5 separate regions of the Homo sapiens genome follow, and all the other regions are linked to region 3. The links are chromatin contacts, found by Hi-C or POLR2A ChIA-PET in ENCODE. All regions are on one chromosome and are shown on one strand. Each heading gives the region's core, a stretch centred on a gene start or an enhancer-like site at or near the end of the contact. The rest is flanking DNA. Distances are from core to core; before and after follow the strand shown.

Evidence for each region. Hi-C counts contacts between places; a loop is a spot of excess contacts on that map. ChIA-PET counts read pairs that join two places held with the same protein, here RNA polymerase II (POLR2A). Pooled maps may share reads with other maps.
Region 1: a map of naive thymus-derived CD4-positive, alpha-beta T cell shows a loop between it and region 3 (11-fold over the local background). The contact joins the promoter of MAP3K21 here to the promoter of TARBP1 in region 3. A Hi-C loop is called at or near these places in 1 of 168 maps with a recorded cell type or tissue (naive thymus-derived CD4-positive, alpha-beta T cell) and 6 of 50 pooled maps. POLR2A ChIA-PET finds 5 or more read pairs at or near these places in 1 of 52 experiments (MCF 10A).
Region 2: a map with no recorded cell type shows a loop between it and region 3 (4-fold over the local background). The contact joins the promoter of GNG4 here to the promoter of TARBP1 in region 3. A Hi-C loop is called at or near these places in 1 of 168 maps with a recorded cell type or tissue (IMR-90), 1 of 37 single-sample maps with no recorded cell type and 4 of 50 pooled maps.
Region 4: a loop to region 3 is called in a map of naive thymus-derived CD4-positive, alpha-beta T cell, with 10 times the contacts of the local background. The contact joins the promoter of LYST here to the promoter of TARBP1 in region 3. A Hi-C loop is called at or near these places in 1 of 168 maps with a recorded cell type or tissue (naive thymus-derived CD4-positive, alpha-beta T cell), 1 of 37 single-sample maps with no recorded cell type and 9 of 50 pooled maps.
Region 5: a map of OCI-LY7 shows a loop between it and region 3 (7-fold over the local background). The contact joins the promoter of GPR137B here to the promoter of TARBP1 in region 3. A Hi-C loop is called at or near these places in 2 of 168 maps with a recorded cell type or tissue (CD8-positive, alpha-beta T cell and OCI-LY7), 9 of 37 single-sample maps with no recorded cell type and 9 of 50 pooled maps.

Annotation. Positions count from the first base shown.
Region 1 is chr1:233,326,059-233,329,828 of GRCh38, forward strand. It overlaps MAP3K21 (mitogen-activated protein kinase kinase kinase 21), which reads left to right and starts at 1,666. Exons shown (of 10, transcript NM_032435.3): 1 at 1,666-2,775. The coding sequence starts at 1,971. It also overlaps a transcript of PCNX2 not described here. RefSeq lists silencers at 1,180-1,479, 1,670-1,969, 1,769-1,920, 2,110-2,309.
Region 2 is chr1:235,647,822-235,651,715 of GRCh38, forward strand. It overlaps GNG4 (G protein subunit gamma 4), which reads right to left and starts at 1,963. Exons shown (of 4, transcript NM_001098722.2): 1 at 1,841-1,963. RefSeq lists enhancers at 168-462, 2,928-3,779 and a silencer at 1,828-1,937.
Region 3 is chr1:234,476,710-234,480,775 of GRCh38, forward strand. It overlaps TARBP1 (tRNA guanosine 2 -O-methyltransferase TARBP1), which reads right to left and starts at 2,470. Exons shown (of 30, transcript NM_005646.4): 1 at 1,464-2,470. The coding sequence starts at 2,394. RefSeq lists silencers at 1,567-2,366, 2,397-2,586.
Region 4 is chr1:235,865,299-235,868,957 of GRCh38, forward strand. LYST (lysosomal trafficking regulator) reads right to left here and starts at 1,608. Exons shown (of 53, transcript NM_000081.4): 1 at 1,545-1,608. RefSeq lists enhancers at 666-715, 1,086-1,185 and silencers at 1,306-1,725, 1,776-2,075.
Region 5 is chr1:236,140,854-236,144,759 of GRCh38, forward strand. It overlaps GPR137B (G protein-coupled receptor 137B), which reads left to right and starts at 1,686. Exons shown (of 7, transcript NM_003272.4): 1 at 1,686-2,183. The coding sequence starts at 1,770. RefSeq lists silencers at 1,425-1,604, 1,675-1,944 and an enhancer at 1,910-2,413.

The sequences.
Region 1 (3,770 bases), core at 416-2,915, 1.2 Mb before region 3:
TTATGACTTGCTGAAGGTTCAGATGATCATTAGCACATTTTACCTATAAAGTACTTAAAATTAAGGTATAAACATTCTTTAGACACAATGCTATTGCACACTTTATACGCTACAGTATACTGGAAACATAACTTGTATATATATGCACTGGGAAATCAAAAAATTCATGTCACTTGCTTTATTGCAGTGATCTGGAACCATGCTTGCAGTATCTCCAAAGTATGCCCATACTTTAAATAGTTAGATTACTTATAATACCTAATATAATGTAAATGCTCTGTAAATAGTTGTTATGCTGTATTTTATTTGTATTATTTGTATTGTTATTTTTTGGGTTTTTAAAAAACATTTTTGACCAGCTGTTGGTTGATTCTGTGGATGCAGAAGACCCACTGTAAAACTATTAACTCATTTAGTCTTCCTAAAAACCCTATAAAGTAGGTACTATTTATTATATTCCCATTTTATAGATGAGAAAACTGAGTCATAGAGAAATAAAGAAACTTGCTCAAGGTCACACAGCCAATAAATAGTTTGATCTGAGAGACAAAGAAAACTGAAAAGACAATAAATTTATCTTTATGTAACTCAGAATGTTACTGTATGTCCTATCCTCATAATATCTAAAATTGTCCCTTCTGTTATTGGAAGTACAGGATCCACACGTTAGGAAATTCTGGCCTACTACAGGATAATCTAATATTTTAGAATTTTAATAACTAAGCTCTTCTATCTTTTTAGCCTCATCACCTGCCACAGTAACCTACCAACGTCTGGCACCCAGCCATTGCCAATGCTTCCTAAACCCAAACCTGTGGGTTTCCAGGGAGACTGGGGCATTTTCCATCTGAGTAGACAGTAAAAATAAGCAAAGGATTTACCATCATGGAGCTTCTGGGACTATACCGACCACGGGTCACTCTGCGCTGCGATCTGTAACCTAGTCAGTTCTGAGATGCACGGTGGCTCAAACGCACTTAGCATGGTGACTTGCCACTCGCACTGGCCCAGGTCTGGCACCGCGCTACAATTTCTTCTGTAGCCCGTTCTGAGATTCTGTCACTCTCCCTGAACTGCAACTCTCTCTCTCCCCGCCACACCCTAAAGCCCCACATCTTCTCAACCCTCTCCCACCGCTTCTTGGAGAAGCGTCCCCTCCCTCAGTCTTACCTTTGGCTTAATTTAAACTCTCCCGAAAATTTATAGCGGATGACGGCCGATCCCGCCTCCCAGACCATGTGGGCGCGGCTCACCATTGCTCCGGAGCACCTGCGGCGGGGGCGGGGTGGGACCAGCCAGGCGGGCCCAGGGGGCGGGCCCGGCCCAAGGTGGTGGGGGACGGGCCCGGGCGCCAGGGGCGGGACGAGGCTCTGGGGACTGGCACAGAAAAGGGAAGTGAACCTGGCGAGGGCGGGGCGGGATGGTGCAGTTGGTGGGGAAGGGTGGGGCGAACCTAGGAAGGCGGTCCCATAGGGCGGGCGCAGACTGGGCGCCCGGGACGGGTCAAGGAGGGCGGAATGAACCTGGAGAGGGCGGGGCGGCTGGGGGAGGGGCGGGAAGGCCCTGGGGACTGGCCTAGGGGCGGGCCCGGGGGGGTGGGGGGGCGGTGCGGAATGGAGCCGGAGGGGGCGGGGCGGCCCTGGCGCGGCTAGGGTGGGGTGGGGCGTCCCAGGCTCTGGCTAAGGAGCGCGCGGCGGGCGGGCCGGCCGCAGGGCCTGGGCACGACCATGGTGGGACGTCGCCCGCGGCTTCGGGGACCGCTGCGGCAGCAGAGGCGGCTGGCCAGGAACGCGGGCCGAGGCTGGACCCTTTGGGCAGCTAGCCCGTGATCTCTGCCGTCACCGATCGCGATTCCTACCCCCTCGCCTTCCCCCGGCGCCGACGGCCACACCGCCGGACGATGCGCGCCCGCGGCCGCCCGGGAGGCTGAGCCCAGCTTCCCGCTCCGCCTTCCCCGCGCAGCTGCCCCCATGGCTTTGCGGGGCGCCGCGGGAGCGACCGACACCCCGGTGTCCTCGGCCGGGGGAGCCCCCGGCGGCTCAGCGTCCTCGTCGTCCACCTCCTCGGGCGGCTCGGCCTCGGCGGGCGCGGGGCTGTGGGCCGCGCTCTATGACTACGAGGCTCGCGGCGAGGACGAGCTGAGCCTGCGGCGCGGCCAGCTGGTGGAGGTGCTGTCGCAGGACGCCGCCGTGTCGGGCGACGAGGGCTGGTGGGCAGGCCAGGTGCAGCGGCGCCTCGGCATCTTCCCCGCCAACTACGTGGCTCCCTGCCGCCCGGCCGCCAGCCCCGCGCCGCCGCCCTCGCGGCCCAGCTCCCCGGTACACGTCGCCTTCGAGCGGCTGGAGCTGAAGGAGCTCATCGGCGCTGGGGGCTTCGGGCAGGTGTACCGCGCCACCTGGCAGGGCCAGGAGGTGGCCGTGAAGGCGGCGCGCCAGGACCCGGAGCAGGACGCGGCGGCGGCTGCCGAGAGCGTGCGGCGCGAGGCTCGGCTCTTCGCCATGCTGCGGCACCCCAACATCATCGAGCTGCGCGGCGTGTGCCTGCAGCAGCCGCACCTCTGCCTGGTGCTGGAGTTCGCCCGCGGCGGAGCGCTCAACCGAGCGCTGGCCGCTGCCAACGCCGCCCCGGACCCGCGCGCGCCCGGCCCCCGCCGCGCGCGCCGCATCCCTCCGCACGTGCTGGTCAACTGGGCCGTGCAGATAGCGCGGGGCATGCTCTACCTGCATGAGGAGGCCTTCGTGCCCATCCTGCACCGGGACCTCAAGTCCAGCAACAGTAAGTGGGGCCAGAGGGAGGTGGGGGAAGACTACCTCCGTGCCAGCCCAGGCGGGCTCCACAGGACATAGTACCAGATGGAAAGAGGTGGGAGTCAGCCTTAGGGCGCCAGCAGCAACTCATGCCCAGGCCTTCAGGGCTCGGAAGTCCAGCTAGTCCTTGGTTACTTGCTTTGGGGCTGGTGACACGCTTAACCTTGACTTGCCTTTGGGTGCTTTTTAAAAAAGTTCAGACCAGACTTGCTTGTAGAGGAAACATTTGTAAAATACCTGGATCTCCTAGAAACCTCAGGGGGCAGTCTGGCCTTTCAATACCAGAGGTGATTCATCTGGGTAGGACTTTGCAAACCGAGGCCTTCTGCAGATTATATGGAACCCATGACCGTCTTCACCCGGTGGCCTTCATCAAAGTCCCCGAATGCACTCGGGGACGTCAACTTTACAAGTGCTGTATTGAGGTTGCTGTTTGCCTATTCAAAATATGACTTCATGTCTCTTACCTTTTCCAAAGACTGTTTTCATTCAAATGTCTCTCTATGGGCCAGGCGCGGTGGCTCATACCTGTAATCCCAGCACTTTGGGAGGCCGAGGTGGGCGGATCACCTGAGGTTACGAGTTTGAGACCAGCCTGGCCAACATGGCGAAACCCTGTCGCTACTAAAAATACAAAAATTAGCCCGGCGTAGTGGCAGGCGCCTGTAATCCCAGCTACTCGGGAGGCGGAGGCATGAGAATCACTTGAACCCGGGAGGCGGAAGTTGCAGTGAGCCAAGATCGCGCCACTGCACTCCAGCCTAGGAGATAGAGTGAGACTCTGTCTCAAAAAAAAAAAAAGTGTCTCTACGTGAAATATGATTTTATTATTGGTTCAATGGCTTCTTTTCTCCAGACAAGAGGCACTGGTGTGCACCGTAATGCACTTTTGGGTTAATAACAAGTGCATTGTCCTTGCACAGGTACTTGAAACCTTGAAGACCTGGCCAGTGTCATTGACTT
Region 2 (3,894 bases), core at 713-3,212, 1.2 Mb after region 3:
TACGGGGTTTCACCACGTTGGCCAGGCCGGTATCGGACTCCTGACCTCAAGTGATCTGCCTGCCTCGGCCTCTGAAAGTGCTGGGATTACAGGCGATGTTCCCACCTGATGTTCTATCATTTCAAAGAATGCACTGAATATTGGGGGACTTCAGGGACTGTCACTTTTGCTTTAAAAACTGTAAAGTGAATCTAGGAAAAGCTTTTTTTTTTTCTGGTTTCTCCACCATCAGTTTGCATGAGAAACGCCAATCATAGGACTGCTGGGAATGGCCCCTTAGCTGTGCTGTTTCTGAGCCAGGCCTACATCCTCCACTGGCTTCCTTGGGCGAATTTTAAGGCCTATGAGCACTGGAGTTGTGCATGGAGGTGGGGGCCAACAGGAAGTCCATTGTCCTAAATAGTCATTTCAGCCTAACTAACCCCATGGTGAGGCTGCTCATTAACAGGCAAGGCATCACTGTAAACCTTGCATTTGCATTTACACCTACTATTTATTAAGTGCCACAGCCATCTCTTATCATGACCGGTCACTGAGCAAACCCTACATTTCAAAAACAATCCAGTTTATAGGTCCTCTGTCTGTTTCTCCGGGCTGGAAAAGGCTTTCCATTTATCAACTTAGTTGTCCCCCCAGTCGCCTCTTGCAGGGAACAGGGCCAGATCAGATGGCGGCTGGTTCCCCTCCCCCGCCTCATACAAAAATCAGGAAAAGGAGTTGCGGGAGGAATCGAGAAGCCGGCCGCAGAGCCCAGGTCCCCCATGGCTACTGTGAGGCATTCGCCGCTGCAAATTTCCTGTCCACTGTGGGAAGCGGCACACCTCACTCATGAGCAGACGACAGGACTGGCACGTTTTAATGGAGCACACGGGCGCAGCCTAGGCGGCCTTTTGCTCCGGCTGAGAGGCACGGGCCCGGTGCCAGCATTTGACAGTCCTGGGAGGCGACGGGTAGAGGAGAGACGCGGCAGCCGCGGGGCCGGGGAGACGGTGGGAGGCCCGGCGTCCATCATCCACTTTATTACTTGATCAAACTTTAACATTTTCGGGTTTCCTAACACCTTAGCCCCAAATACTCGAAATGAAGCAAATCTTAAATTAAGGAGTCTTTCCCCACCACGCTCTGTCCTCCTCCCCACTTCACCCTCCCGCCGTTTCGCGTTATTTCCAAGGCAATTTAAAAAATCAAGCCAAACAAAGCTCCCCGGTTGCTGCCGGGCGCGCGCGGCGAACGAAGCACATTTCAGTTCAGCACCAGCCTCGGGGACAGACGCCATCAAGGAGGTGAGGAAAACCACCCTCAGCTGCGGTGGCTCCAGCGTCACCCCGAGTGCTCCCGAGGCGGCGTCTGGGCTGCTGGGGAGCCAGGAGGGCTTCCTCAGGCACTCGCCAGAAACATTTCCCCAAAGAAAACGCCCAACCAGCCACGCCATCTCCTGCCACTGAGGTCCTTTTCCACGGGGGACGTCCCCGCTGGGAAAACAGCAAACGCTCTGTGACCTACAAATGGAAGAGGGGACCCCCGAGCCCCCGCCTGCCTCATGCCGGAGGGACCGGGCGCCCCCAGCCCCGGAAGCCCCTGGACGCGCTCCGAGGGGGCTGTCCACACCCGCGCGCGGGCTTCCCCGGGGCCCGGCGGGAGGTCCCGGGAGAGGAGGCCGAGGGAACCACAGGTCTTTGTGTCGCGTGCAGCAGCAGCTGGCGGCGTGAGGACCACACCGGCGCCAGAGCCGTCTCCCTAGGTCCGGAGACTTTCACCCCGAGTTTCCCTTCCGCGTCTGGCTGCACCGGGCTGGGCTCTCCCCGCGGACACCCGGGGCTCCGGCCGGGCGCCCACTTACCCGGAGCGGGATCACGCGCGGGCTTCGTCTGCAGCGCGGTGCTCGCGGGGGGCGGCCAGGCCGAGCGGCATCGCTCCGCATCGGGGCGCGGGCCGGGCTCGGGTGCAAACGCGCGCCTCGTGCCCCTCCCGCCGCCCGCGGGGTCTCCGCGTCCCGTCACCGGCCCCGCCCCGCGCCGCGCCTCCCGCCCTGCAGGGCCCGACCACGCGGGCCTGGGGGCGCAGGCGGACCCTCCCCCGGCCCTGGACGCTGGGGGCTTCTGCTCGGCCCCCTGTGCCGTGGGGGCCCAGACTGGGGAAGGGAGAGCCGGCGACTCTGCGACCCTCGCCCCCGTTCCACGCTGGCCGCGCCCACTCCGCCGCGGGGTCTCGCCCGGGAAATCCCGCCCGCTGCCACCGACGTCACTGCTGCGTCACCGGGGCTCCCGCGCTCCCCGCCCCCGCCCCCGCCCCAGCCCGGGCCCGCGCCCCCCGCCCGCTACTCGGGCCCACGCCCCCTGTCCCAGCAAAGGGCCGCGCCCCCGCCCCGCCCCCCCGGAGCCCGCGTGGCCGGGGGACCACTGGAGGGGTCTGTGGGGCGGGGCCGGGGGGTAAATCACTGGGGGGGGGTCTGGGGGGCGCGGCGGGGGGGAGATCACTGGAGGGATCTGCGGGGCGGGGCCGGGGGGGAAATCACCGGAGGGGTCTGGGGCGGGGCCGGGGTTGCTGGAGGGGTCTGGGGACGGGGCCGCGGTCAGCGCGGGCTCCCCGAAGCCTCAGGTACCGCCCTCGCTCGGGGTGAGCTCCAGCGCCTGGGCCGTTGGGGCGCGGGCCGCTTCCCACCCTGCACCAAGGGACGCCTCGGAAGCCTCCGGCCAAGGCGGGGAACGGCGGAGAAACGCGGAATACCTGTGCGAATTCGCGCGGCCGCGTCGCCACTAACCCGGCGAAGGCTGACCCGACGTTGCTGAGTGACGGGGACCAGGGGCCGGCGAGGCCCCCACTCCGGGGGGAGCGAGGCCGGGAGGGCGGAGGGCGCGTGCTGGAGGCGGGGGTGCCCTTCGCGCCCCGGTTCTAGGAGCGACTGCTCTCCAGGCCTCGTCCCTGTGGCACCGCAGGCTTTTGCGCTGGAGATTTTAAAACACTTTAGTGATTACAGCCCTCTTCCTTTCAGGGAAAAAACAGTTTAAGCGCCGTCCATTTTCCGACTTGGTAAAATAATACGAAACCTTGGGAATAGAGAAGCAACGAAAACATTTCACGCAGTGTTGGCAAGATTTGTAGAAAAGGAGGCCAATATTAATTCCCTTTGTGAAAACAACAACATAACATCATGATGAACGATTAGGAAATATTTCGGGAAGATCTGGGCGCCTCATCCTCATCCGCCGTCCACAAGCGGTCCCTGCCACAAAGGACACAGGGCGCGCTTGTTGCTCAGATCCCTGGCCCCACTGGTTGGACCTTGCCCTACACACACGTGTACCTTCTCGGAGCCCAAGGGCCAGATTGGATGCGAACGCGGAGATCACAAAGGCCCGTAAACACGGGGCCAGCAAACACATCGGTTTTTACAAAGCTCTCAAGTGCCCATTTAAGGCACAAAATTAAACCTTGGCAAACCGACGAAGCCAGTCCATGTCCACCTCACAGACTTTTAAAAGTGAGAAAGATATATGAGTACTGCATTGAAAATTCAAGCAAATCCAAACCCTAGCTCATTGTTTTCACCCCAAAATCTTATTTCTCCTGCATTTCCTGCCCACCTCCCGCCCCCGACTGGTTGGCTAAGGCAGAATCCTAGGTTTCCTTTTATCCCAAATCCCAATCTCAATTAATCAATCACAAGGGAAATCAGTGTCTACACTTTCAAGCGCATCATTTCCTTATTTTATCTTTCTAATTGTTACACTATCATTCAAGATAGGATCATGTCAGTTTTAAACAGGAGGAAGAGGTCAGTCAACAAGTGGTTCCAGAGTGGATCCCAAGACCAGTAGAATCAGCGTGTCACCTGGGAATCTTTTAGAGATGCAGACTCCCAGGCCCCACCCAGACCTAAGGAATCAGAAACTC
Region 3 (4,066 bases), core at 1,220-3,719:
CACACATTTAACCAAAATTTTAACTGTGACAATATATTTTATGATATAACTAAGATATACTATGTCAAGACATAGGGGTAAATCCCCTAATATTCCGTTAAGAGGCCACAGGATTTGCTTTCTGTAACAGAGGAAATGGGAGTTGCAGGAAGCATGGAAGCACCATTGCTTATCCCTAAAACTGCAAAATAACTGGCCGAGCGCGGTGGCTCACGCCTGTAATCCCAGCGCTTTGGGAGGCCAAGGCGGGCAGATCACCTGAGGTGAGGAGTTTGAGGCCAGCCTGACCAACACGGTGAAACCCCGTCTCTATTAAAAATACAAAATTAGTGGGGCATGGTGGCGCATGCCTGTAATCCCAGCTACTCTGGAGGCTGAGGCAGGAGAACCGCTTGAACCCGGGAAGTGCAGGTTGCGGTGAGCGGAGATTGTGCCATTGCATTCCAGCCTGGGCAACAAGACCGAAACTCCATAAAACAAACAAACAAACAAACAAAACTGCAAAATAACAGACTCATGTAAATAAATGAATGTTTTAATTTTTGATGATTTAAAAAATGTTTTCCAGTGAAAACTCTCAGGGATGATCACACCTATCTGTGGACTGTTCAAATATTTACTCTCTAATGTTTTAAAATTACTTGAAAATATAACCTCATAACTTCAGCCAAACAAAAATCCTTTACCTGTAATAAATGGTCAGCTACCGTTGAAAAAGTAGAAATATTCTATTGAGACAATTTTGAGTCAATCTACTTTGTACTTGACAGTTTAAACCCAAATTTAACATGAGTGAAGTCAAACCAATCAACAGTAACGTAACAACTTGAAGGGAGGCCTTGCTGTTTCATTACTCTTGCACATAGTAGGGAGCAAAGCTCAAACAGTTAAAAAATAAAATCTGATTCATTCTATTAAATCAATGGCAAAAATACACTCAAAAGGTCGACTTAAGAAACATGTTTAACAAATATTAGTAAATCCTGTTCCTAATTACCAGGGGAAATTTCAGAAGAGTGTGATGGCCTCTATGACGCTTAATTCTAACACTCAACACTCAATTCACTAATTCACTGGTCAGTACAGATAAATAACAAATAATTTTTCTTTCAACTTGATAGATATCAACCGTTTCTATTGGGTTGAATCTACCATGATATAGTGCAGATTTGGGTCTGTAAAATCTTGCACGGGCTCCATTATCTTCCTAAACTATTCCAGGGGTGCTGTATTCCACCGGCTCTGGGTTAGAACGTTCCCAACCGCAGTGATTTGTGACTTCAAAGAACACCCTCGAGAAGGGGTTCCAAAGGTTTTCAGGCTTTAGGGGAGCAACGCGGAATAACCAAATTCTGCATGGATCGGAGTGACGACCCCGATAAGCTAGTTTTTAGAAGCAGGAAGACTCCCCTCTGGGGCAGCCAAGTAGGTAGCACTAGGCTGGGGGGCAAAGAGGCAGGTACCGTTTCCTTCCTGGGGCCCGCAGGTGCAGTCGGCCCCCAGCTCCGCCGACACCTCCACCGCCCTCTGCAGCAGGTAGCGCGCTCGCTTGCGCGTCAGGGCGTCCGCCTGGCCCAGCCCCGCCTGCACCGTCCTCCAGAAGCGCCAGCAGCGCCGGGCGTCCGGGCCCGCCTCGCGCGCGCCGCGGGCGCGGTCGCCGCCGGGCTCGGGCAACAGCTTCTCGGCCAGGGCGCTCAGGACCAGCAGCTTCTCCTCTACGCGGCCGGACCCCAGGGACGCCCCAGGCGCGGCCAGCCCGCCCCACACGGCCCGCAGCGCCGCCCCGCCACATTGGACCAGCACTGGCAGCAGTCGCCCGGCCACCAGCGCCGCCGCGTCCTCGGCAGGCCCGGCCTCATCCCCGTCCCCGCCCCCGCCCAGCGCCAGGGCGACGGCGGTCCCCGCCACGCGCTCCAGTAGCGGCCCGTCCTCGCGGGGCCGCAAACATGGCCCGACGGCTGCTAGCACTTCCACGGCAGCCTCGGCGCCAGGCGCGCGCCACCCGGCGAGCAGATCGCGCAGCGCCTCCTCAGCCAGCGCGGCCGCCAGCTGCGGACGCCCGGCCAGGCGGACGCACGAGCGCAGGGCCGCGCCCGCCGCCCTCAGCACGCGCCGGCGGTGGCGAGGCTGCAGACTGGGGTCCGGGCCGCCCGCGGGGCGTCCGCGCAGGCTCCGCAGCAGTGGCACGAGGTACCCTGCAGCCACCTCGCGCGCCGCCTCCGGGAGCGCGCCTGCGCCCCCGCTGCCGCGCGCCTCCTCGTCCTCGAGCCGCTGCAGAAGGAAGCGCAGCGTCTCCACGCGCTCCGCGGATGCCTCCCCTTGGCACAGCGCCCCAAGCAGGGCCCGGGGGTCCCGGCTCTGCGAGAGCAGCGCTTCCGCGAGCACCCACTCCATTTGCCGAGCGCCCGCGCCACCGGCCCGGGCTCCCAAAGGAAGGCGCCGGCGTGTGCGATGCGTGCGCACAGGACCGGCCGGCCCCTACGTGCGCGTGCGCCGACGGAGCCGGGCGCGCGGCCGCAGAGAGGGGGATCCCAGCCCGGCTTGGTGCAGCTCAGCTTCCCTTGGGTTCCTGCCACCAACCCTGCCTAGATAGAACCCACCTGGTCTCTTATTTTTAGGAGAAACGAGGCCTTCGTTAAAAGTTAATGTAGTATCTACACCAGCTTCATCGATTCCTGATTGGAGGTTGGTCTGCCCAGGACCCTAAATCAGGCGTGCCTGTGAGCATAAACCAGTTCACAGAAGGTGCACAGCAGAATCACTTTAGATTATTTTCCAAACGTTGCATGATGGGCACCATCCACAAAGAGACTGACACAGTAGGTCTGAAATTGGTTCTGGACATCTGCATTAAAAATAAGTCATGAAAACACAAGAATGATTTAGACGTAAGGCCAGGAGTGAGAAGTGTTACCGGTGGAGGGTGTCCAGGTCCAAGAATTGGACAAAGCGCACAAACAAAGCAAAGACAGAATGAAGCCACAAAAGCAGAGATTTATTGCAAAAGTACACTCCACAGGGTGGGGGCAGACCCAAGCAAGCCGCTCAAGGGGGGCTGGTTACAGAATTTTCTGGGGTTTAAATACCTATAGAGGTTTCAATTGGTTACTTGGTGTACACACTATGTAACTGAAGAGGATAAAATGAAGTTACAAAGTTATTTACTTGGTGTACTCCCTATGTAAATGAAGAGGATATTTCCTGTCATAGCTGAAGTGTTTCTATCTGATTTGGTTCTAGGGAGTTTTTGGATTCCCTGCCTCCAGGCCCTATTCTCCTGCCTTAGAGGTACCTATAGCAATGTGCTAGGATTCAGCTAAAACCAAGATGCCCACGCCAGCCCTCACAGCCAAGTGCCCAAGATGACTCCAGGATGCAGAGCCTCCTGCACAATGCATGTGCTCCCATGTGCAAACTCAAAAATAGTCCCTGTGTCTGTCTTTTCTGTATTTCTGACAGCATCCATTGCTAAATAGAGAAACAGAAAACCTCACCTCGGCATGCATGGTGTGGATTTGGTTCCTGGCTCAATTTGAGACAAACTAGATCAGTGACATAGGGTTTTCTTCGCTACTAAACACAAAGATCTGCCTCTTAGTCAATAGAGAAAACAGGGTCCCAACTTCAAAGAGCTTGACATATAATAACATAATGGATAAGACAAAAATTAGTTATTTAAATTTACAGTTATTTTTATATAAAGTTATCTGACTTTAAGGTTATCTGACATTACACAGGCAAGACTTTTTTCATATTTCAGTCATTCCGTTTTTCATTGACAAAATGCATAAATGTTTCTATTTTAAGCCCTTTTAACATGTCAGTAAATATCAATTACCTTCAACATAAAATGTGCAGAAAACTATTGTTTCTGTCAACATATATCTAACAAATATAAATGGGTAAATGTCTTGAGCACTTAACAAACGAAGATACACAAATGATAAGCACTTGGAAAAGTGTTCAACATCATTAGTCATCAGAGAAATGCAAATTAAACCCACAATGAGGTACCACTTCATACTGATGAGAATGGCTAACATGTAAAAGCTCGAAAACACTAAAC
Region 4 (3,659 bases), core at 358-2,857, 1.4 Mb after region 3:
CCCGGTTCCCTGCCCTCCCTCTTCCCTGCCCTCCCTCTTCCGTGCTTTTTCTCTGTAGTACTTAACACCATCTGACACAGCACATATTTTATTTGTTTATTATCTGAGGTCCCCACTAGAATATAAGCTCCATGAAGGAGCAGATATTTATGTTTTCTTAGAAAAGTATCTGACACGCAGTAGGTGCTCAATAAATATTTACTAAATACATATATATAATTATATAGTTTGTGAAGTATTTTTATGCAAATTACAGCAATTCATTTTTCCTTATGCCCTCTCTTCTTCAAATTCTCCAATCTTTGTAGTAACAATATGGATGACAGCAAAGAGCTATCAGAAAAAGAGTTGTTGGCCACTTAACAAAGCTCTTTAAAACAGATACCCCATATTAATCAACTACATCTATAAATTGAAAGCTTAAAGTCAACATCTTTATTAGCATAGATGAATCTAGGCGTGGAATTTTAAAATAATAGCGCAGAAGAGCCAAGAATCATCAGGAAGAAAAGTCTAATTCAGTTTGTCCTATCAATCTGTTAAACAAACAATAGGAAAATGCAACCTGCATTTGATCTTCAAGGAAACACTGGCCCAAATTCAACACGAACGCATTCAACACAAGATTCGACTCCCTTAAAATTTTCTATCTGCTTAAAACAAACCCCATTAACTATCAAGTGCCGTCGCTGGGTGTGTATGGTCTGCCGAGCGGATCGGGGATGTTTTGCTATGTTTTGTTTAACCAGATAAGAATTAGCGTTAAGGAAACGTTTCTTAAAGCCTCTGTATCCCCTGGACCATTAAACAACCCCTTCGTTGGGCTTTACACTGTGGTACCGGGGTCTTCTCGGGTAATTTCCCAGCTTATTTAACTCATCAGAAGCGAAGGGGCATCTCAGTCAGGCTCCAGTGATACCGGAGACAGACGGCAGATGTCTCAGGGGATCCCCTGGAAAGAGAGGCTCTCGCCCAGTCAAAGGGTGTCACGGACAGGAGGAAAGAGCGGACCGAGGCGCACGGTGTAGGTGACAGGTGGGCGAGCGCCGCAGGGCAACAGCGCGGGGAGTGACCGGCTGGGTGGTGGCGCGGAAACCGTCAACTCCCATCGTCAACCTGACAGCTTGGGCCCAGCTGGGCTGAGTAGTGCAGCGGCACAGGATCAAAAAATAAAATAAAGGTAGCAACACACCGCCGTCAGCCTGCTCGACCTCGCCCCCCGCGCGCTGCGAAATAAAGTTAGTGCCCAGTGGCCGCTGCAATGGCCCAGAGGGGCCCAGCCGAGCTCCCGCCCGCGGCCCGGCGGCTGTCAAAGGCGGCCCGGCGCCGCGAGAAGTCCCAGAGCCCAGAAGCCAGAGAGGACGCCCCGAGCTGGCGCGTCAGGCCGAGTGCCCTCGCGCCCTCGCGCCCTCAGCCCGGCGGTCCCGGCCCTCAACCCAGGCTGACAGCCACCAGCCCCAAACCGCCTCCCCTCCAGGCCACGCAGAGGGGCCGGGACCCGGAACCTTCTGCCGGCAGCGTCGGCGCCCGGCGGCCGCCTTTACCTGGTTTGTGGCAGCTGCGGCCGCCGCGCACTCCCCCTCTCCCGGAGAACCCCGAGCCGACGCCGCTGCCGCCGCCGCCGCGCACTCCCCACCCCCGCCCGCCCAGGTAACCCAGGAAACCGAGAACACCACCCCCTCCCTCCCCTCGTCCGGACCCAGACCCGCTCGTCTGCGCGTGCGCCCTTGGCTCCGCCTCGCGCGTGTAAGCCCCGCCTCCTCTGGGAGGGCAGCGCCGGCGTCGCAGGCGTGACGCGTGGAACTGCCGAGCCAATAGGGAAGGCAGGGGGGCGGGCCGACCCGCGGGGCTGCAGCCGGGGCCCGGTCTGGGTTTCTCAGCGGTCGGGGGTCGTACCCTGGGTCCGCACCTCCTCCCAGGGCTCTGCGTAGTGGGCTGCGTCAGACCCTGGGGAGTGCGAGCACCGTTTGAGAAGCACCAAACACAAGCGCATCGTCCGCCTCTTCCATTCAACACAGACTGTCAACCTGTCCCATTGTGTAGGTCTAGAGGATGAAGATAGAAGAAATAACGGGAAGGAGTCAGGAGAGGGAGAAAGGGTTACCCACAAGGCACCCCTAGCCTTCCTCTGGGACCTGGAAAAAGCCATATTGTAATGGTTACCGTCGGCTTCTTTCAAGAAACAAAAAGAGCTTTGCAAAGCCACTGCAGAAGTAATTCAGTGCAGTGGTGTATTTTCCAACCGACTCCTGTTCAAACACGGTTTGTATACAGTGCGCACTGTCAGTGTCATATGCCCTAATAGACCAGTCCCTCCAGAGGGTGGGAGCTGTAGGTAAAATCCAGGATGTTTTGGCTGCATCCCCGGCTCTGGGCCCAGCACGCTGCTGGCAGACTGCTGCGGTAGGCAGTTTGGCATTTCAAGGGCCACCCTCCTCACCTCCTAGTCACTGAGACAGCAACGCCAGAGGTACTGGGAAAAAGCCTGAACTGTAATCGTTCGGTAGTTTTCAAGTTCTGCCAAACAATACAAACTATTAATAAGCAGATAATCTACAAATTGACAGGAATTGCTGTAGAATCAACAACTCCCATAATTTTTTGCACAGGAATTATGAAATAGAAATAATTCAGGATATTATGTCCCAAGCCTATATACCAAATGTTACTCCCAATTCCTCAAACTCCCATCTAACCCAATGACAAGCAAAGTGCGTTAAGTTGCCCACTGATGTGGTTTAGAGGGTGCTCTTGGGGAAAATTCCCCACTTTAAAATATGTCTTCTCTGACGTCTGATGTTTAACCATTAGCAGTTCATATCTTTAGGCGAAGATTGCCCACTTCCTCTGGCAGGTAGTCTTTTATTTTTATTTTTTATCTTTTTTTTTTTGAGACAGATTCTCGCTCTGTCGCCCAGGCTGGAGGGCAGTGGCCGGATATCGGCTCACTGAACCCTAACAAGTGCAGGAAATAAATGTCTCAGGGAACTTATCACTCATTTAAGCAGTATATAATGAGCACCTACAATGCGCTAAGTATTGTGCTAGGTGCATGGGCCTGAACTGAAACAAAAAGAGGAAGCCAAACTTAACCTGTTTCGTCATTTTACCTAAAGCTGTGTCTACTCTTATTTATACATCAACTTTCACCCACTAATCTTAAAAACACCCCCCTTTTTTAATGGACAAAAGAAGTCAAAGAAATATTAAGTAACAAGCCAGTTTCTGTTAACCTTGAGTAGAAAATAATAGATTATCATGATTTCATTAAAGCAAAGAAAATGAGACAGACTTTAGATGATAATGGTATACAATTGGCCCTCAAAGTATTATTTGTTTGTAAAAGGCACAAAGTAATGCCATTTGTGACTATTATTTTTTTCGGTACCAGTGTTTTTTATTTTATTTTATTTTCAAGATGCAGCTTCACTCTTTTTCCCTGACTGGAGTGCAGTGGCACAGTCTCGGCTCACTGCAACCTCCGCCTCCCGGGTTCAAGTGATTCTCCTGCCTCAGCCTCCCAAGTAGCTGGGATTACAGGAATGTGCTACCATGCCCGGCTAATTTTGTATTTTTAGTAGAGACAGAGTTTCATCATGTTGGTCAGGCTGGTCTCGAACTCCTGACCTCAGGTGATCCACCCACCTCTACCTCCCAAA
Region 5 (3,906 bases), core at 436-2,935, 1.7 Mb after region 3:
CTTAGTCTAGGGGAGTCAGGAGGTGTTAACACTGCTTAACACCTTGGAAGAGATAAGGCAGGGAGGTAAGCTAGGGTAGGAGTTTAGACTCTAACCCCAGAACTATGAGGAGCAAGGGAAGGGCATTTAAGCACGGGAGTAAAGTGGCCAGGTGTTCTTTAGAGCGATCATTCCATCATTCCACTTGCGCTGTTCAGAACGGGGATTGAGGGGAACGAGATCAGAGGCGTGGAGCCCAATTCCGTATTTCCTCTTGAAATAGCGATAGGGAGAGAGGGAAAGGATAGAAAAACTGGAAAAGGAGCTCCACGCCAAAGGCACACTTGGCCCCAGTGAACCACCTGGAATACGCTGGGAGCGCTGTAACCACTAAGTAATTCTGAGCAAAAGCTAGGGTGGATTCTGGATATGCCAGGCCGTCTTTTGGAAAAAGAACACACAATTAGGCACGAAGTGGAGTAAGAAAAGAAATCACAATTACTGGAGCCTCGGAAATCCGAGTTTCTTCTGTTTACCAGAACCGCTTGCCCAGCAATGTTTCCAGAGGGCGCCCGGCTTTCCCTCTTTTCCCAGAGCACTCCCCAGCTCTCCCAAGACAAGGGTGGCGTGGTGCCCCGGGGCAAAGACTAAGTCGCTGTACAGCCTCGAGGAGCGAGCTGCTCAGCAAAAGCAAAAGAGAAGGGCTCTCGGGTGGCGGGGACAGACCCTCCTTCGGCATGGGTTGGATCGGACAAGGGGGGCCGTGTGCCGTCAGCTGCCCCACTTCTCTCTGAAGCCCAGTGGGCTCCATCCACTGACCCGCGGCCCGCGCGCCTCCCGGCACCGGCTACATCGCTGGGAGGTGAGGCGCTGGGAGCGCGTGAGGCTCTCCGGGAGAAAACAGCCCAGCTTGCATCCCAGAGGAGGCAGCAGCCGCAGGCACCGTCTATTTCCTCACTCAGTATACAAATTTGACCTCAAAAATACGAACCCTGTCTTTGGCATGTCTGCATTTAGAAATAAACATCATTCCAGACGCCGGCCAGTTCATAGCCACAGAGTCGTAAAGTTTTATTTTTAAAGGGGGGGACGGAAAGGACTTGTAAAGTTTTTTTTTTAAATTTGTTTTTAAATAAAGGAATTAACTTCTGCAAAACAAGCAATCAGCAGCAGAATGCGCGAGGCCACGAGTGCGATCCCCCGAGGCGCGGGGCGCGGCTGGGAAGTTTTGGGGGCGCGCGGCGCGGTGCCGGGACCGGGGAGGAGGCGCGCGGTTCTGGGGGCGCGCAGTGCGGGAGCGCGCGGCCCCGGGGATGGGGAAGGGGCCGGGGACGGGTAGCGCGCGGCCCCTGGGATGGGGAGGGGGCGGGAAGGGGGGAAGAGACGCGGGGCTCTGGGGGCCCGCAGTCTGGGAGCGCGCGGCCCCGGGGATGGGGAGGGGGCCGGGAGGAGGCGTGCGGCTCTGGGGGCGCGCACTGCGGGAGCGCGCGGTGGCGAGGATAGGGCGGGCCGGGGTTCGCGGGGCGAAGGCGCGCGGTGCCCGGGGGAGGGCGGGCCGGGGCGCGCGGGCCGGGGCGGGGGCGCGCGGGCCGGGGCGGGGGCGCGCGGGGCCGGTCGGCGCGCGGGGGCGGCGGGCGCGGCGCTGCCAATCGCAGACAAAGGCCGTCCCAGTGAATCATGTGGTGCCGGGGGAGGAAGTGCGGCTTGTTTTCTTTCCTCCAGTCTCGGGGCTGCAGGCTGAGCGCGATGCGCGGAGACCCCCGCGGGGGCGGCGGCGGCCGTGAGCCCCGATGAGGCCCGAGCGTCCCCGGCCGCGCGGCAGCGCCCCCGGCCCGATGGAGACCCCGCCGTGGGACCCAGCCCGCAACGACTCGCTGCCGCCCACGCTGACCCCGGCCGTGCCCCCCTACGTGAAGCTTGGCCTCACCGTCGTCTACACCGTGTTCTACGCGCTGCTCTTCGTGTTCATCTACGTGCAGCTCTGGCTGGTGCTGCGTTACCGCCACAAGCGGCTCAGCTACCAGAGCGTCTTCCTCTTTCTCTGCCTCTTCTGGGCCTCCCTGCGGACCGTCCTCTTCTCCTTCTACTTCAAAGACTTCGTGGCGGCCAATTCGCTCAGCCCCTTCGTCTTCTGGCTGCTCTACTGCTTCCCTGTGTGCCTGCAGTTTTTCACCCTCACGCTGATGAACTTGTACTTCACGCAGGTGAGTTTCAGAGAGGCTCCTGGAGGCGCTCACCTGGCGGGGTGGTCCCCGCGGGGCGCCCGAGGCAGGGGCGATGGCAGCCGCGGGGGCGGGTCCGGCCCTAGGGCTGAGAGTGTAGGGAGAAGGCGCCGGCTCTGGGGTCGTCCGAACCCTGTCCTGTTTGCGGGCATTTGTCATAGGAAACCCCCTGCCATTCCCAAAAGGGGCAAGGAGAAGGCAGGGGAGGGCTGGAGGCCGCCGCTCACTCGCTGCCCCTGGCTCCGCATCGTGCGGTGGATTCGGGGCGCTTCTCCGTGCGCAGCGCGAAGCAGCAGCGCCTGCACACGCCAGTTAGTACGGATGGAAGGTGTGCCCCCAAGGGAGGCCTGAACTCTAGAATTTGCCCTGCCTCCCCAGGCACCTAACTCCCGGCCTGGAAAGGTCTTCTGCACGTTGGCCTCCAGATTTGGGCCTGACACTGCTGTTTTGAGCGTTGGCAGGGTGAGACCATGTTGGTTTTGATGAGATGTTTTGAACCTCCGGCTTAGGAGCTCTACAGAACTGCGGCTTACTAACTCATTCCACCGGATTGCTAAACAGCAGGCTGGGGTAACACCCAGCTCCGAGCTGCTGCCGCTCATCAGAGTTACTGTCTGAGCTCATCTGAGAGGCCCCAAGAAAAGGCCATAAAAGCTGACTGGGGCTCTTTTACAGCCACACAAAAATCACTTTATGGGGCATATTATTAAATAAGCTAATGGGAGAGTATGTGAATTAACTTGGCTGCTGCTTTACTGCTGATGGTTGACTTAATGAAAGTGCAGTAATTGTTGAGCACTTTGCAAATACTTTGTATAGCGTTGCACAAAGGTTTAATAACGCGGTGCCGCCGTCATCATCGTCATCATCATCTCTGATTCCCATTAGCTTTCCAAGCACTAAGATGTCCATTTTCACTAGGACTCTGCCGAAGGGGAAGGCGTCAACGGTGTCACCTGGTGAGGGTAATTTCAGAACTGTCGGATGGGCAGAAACCCTGTGCAAGCAGGCATCTCATTCCTTTTAAGTGTCTTTTTTTTTTTTTTTGAGAAAAAGTCACTTATTTAAAAAAAGAAAGAGGCCGTATGCGGTGGCGCATGCCTGTCATCCCAGCATTGTGGAGGCGGAGGCGGGAGGATCGCTTGTGTCCCTGAGTTTGAGACCGGCCTGGGCAACATGGCGAAACTTCCTCTCTACAAAATGTACAAAAATTAGCTGGGTGTGGTAGTGCCCGCCTGTAGTTCCAGCTACTCAGGAGGCTGAGGTGGGAGGCGGAGCCCGGGAGGCGGAGGTTGCAGTGAGCAGAGATTGAACCACTGCACTCCAGCCTGGGTGACAGAGCTAGATCCTGTCTCAAAAAAACAAACGAACAAACAAACAAAAAAAACAAAGTAGGAAAAGGATTGCTCTGGTACAGTGGAAGCCACTGACTGAAAATATGGAAGAAGTACTTTTGGCTAAAAAATAGCATATGTGATATTTTGTAGATAGTATAATCTTTTAAAAATGGGTCTACACTCAGACTTCTTGTAAGTCCAGCGCATCAGCATATTTTCCGGTCGGAGAGTAATGCGTATTGCCTGTCCAAGTACAACCTTTAAACCTGCAAACCAGTTCAGGCAGTCGGCTGCATTGCACAGACACTTGGGTTTTGTAATTGAAATGAGGTGGTTCTAGCAAGATGCAAAAGACAGGTGAGGTGATG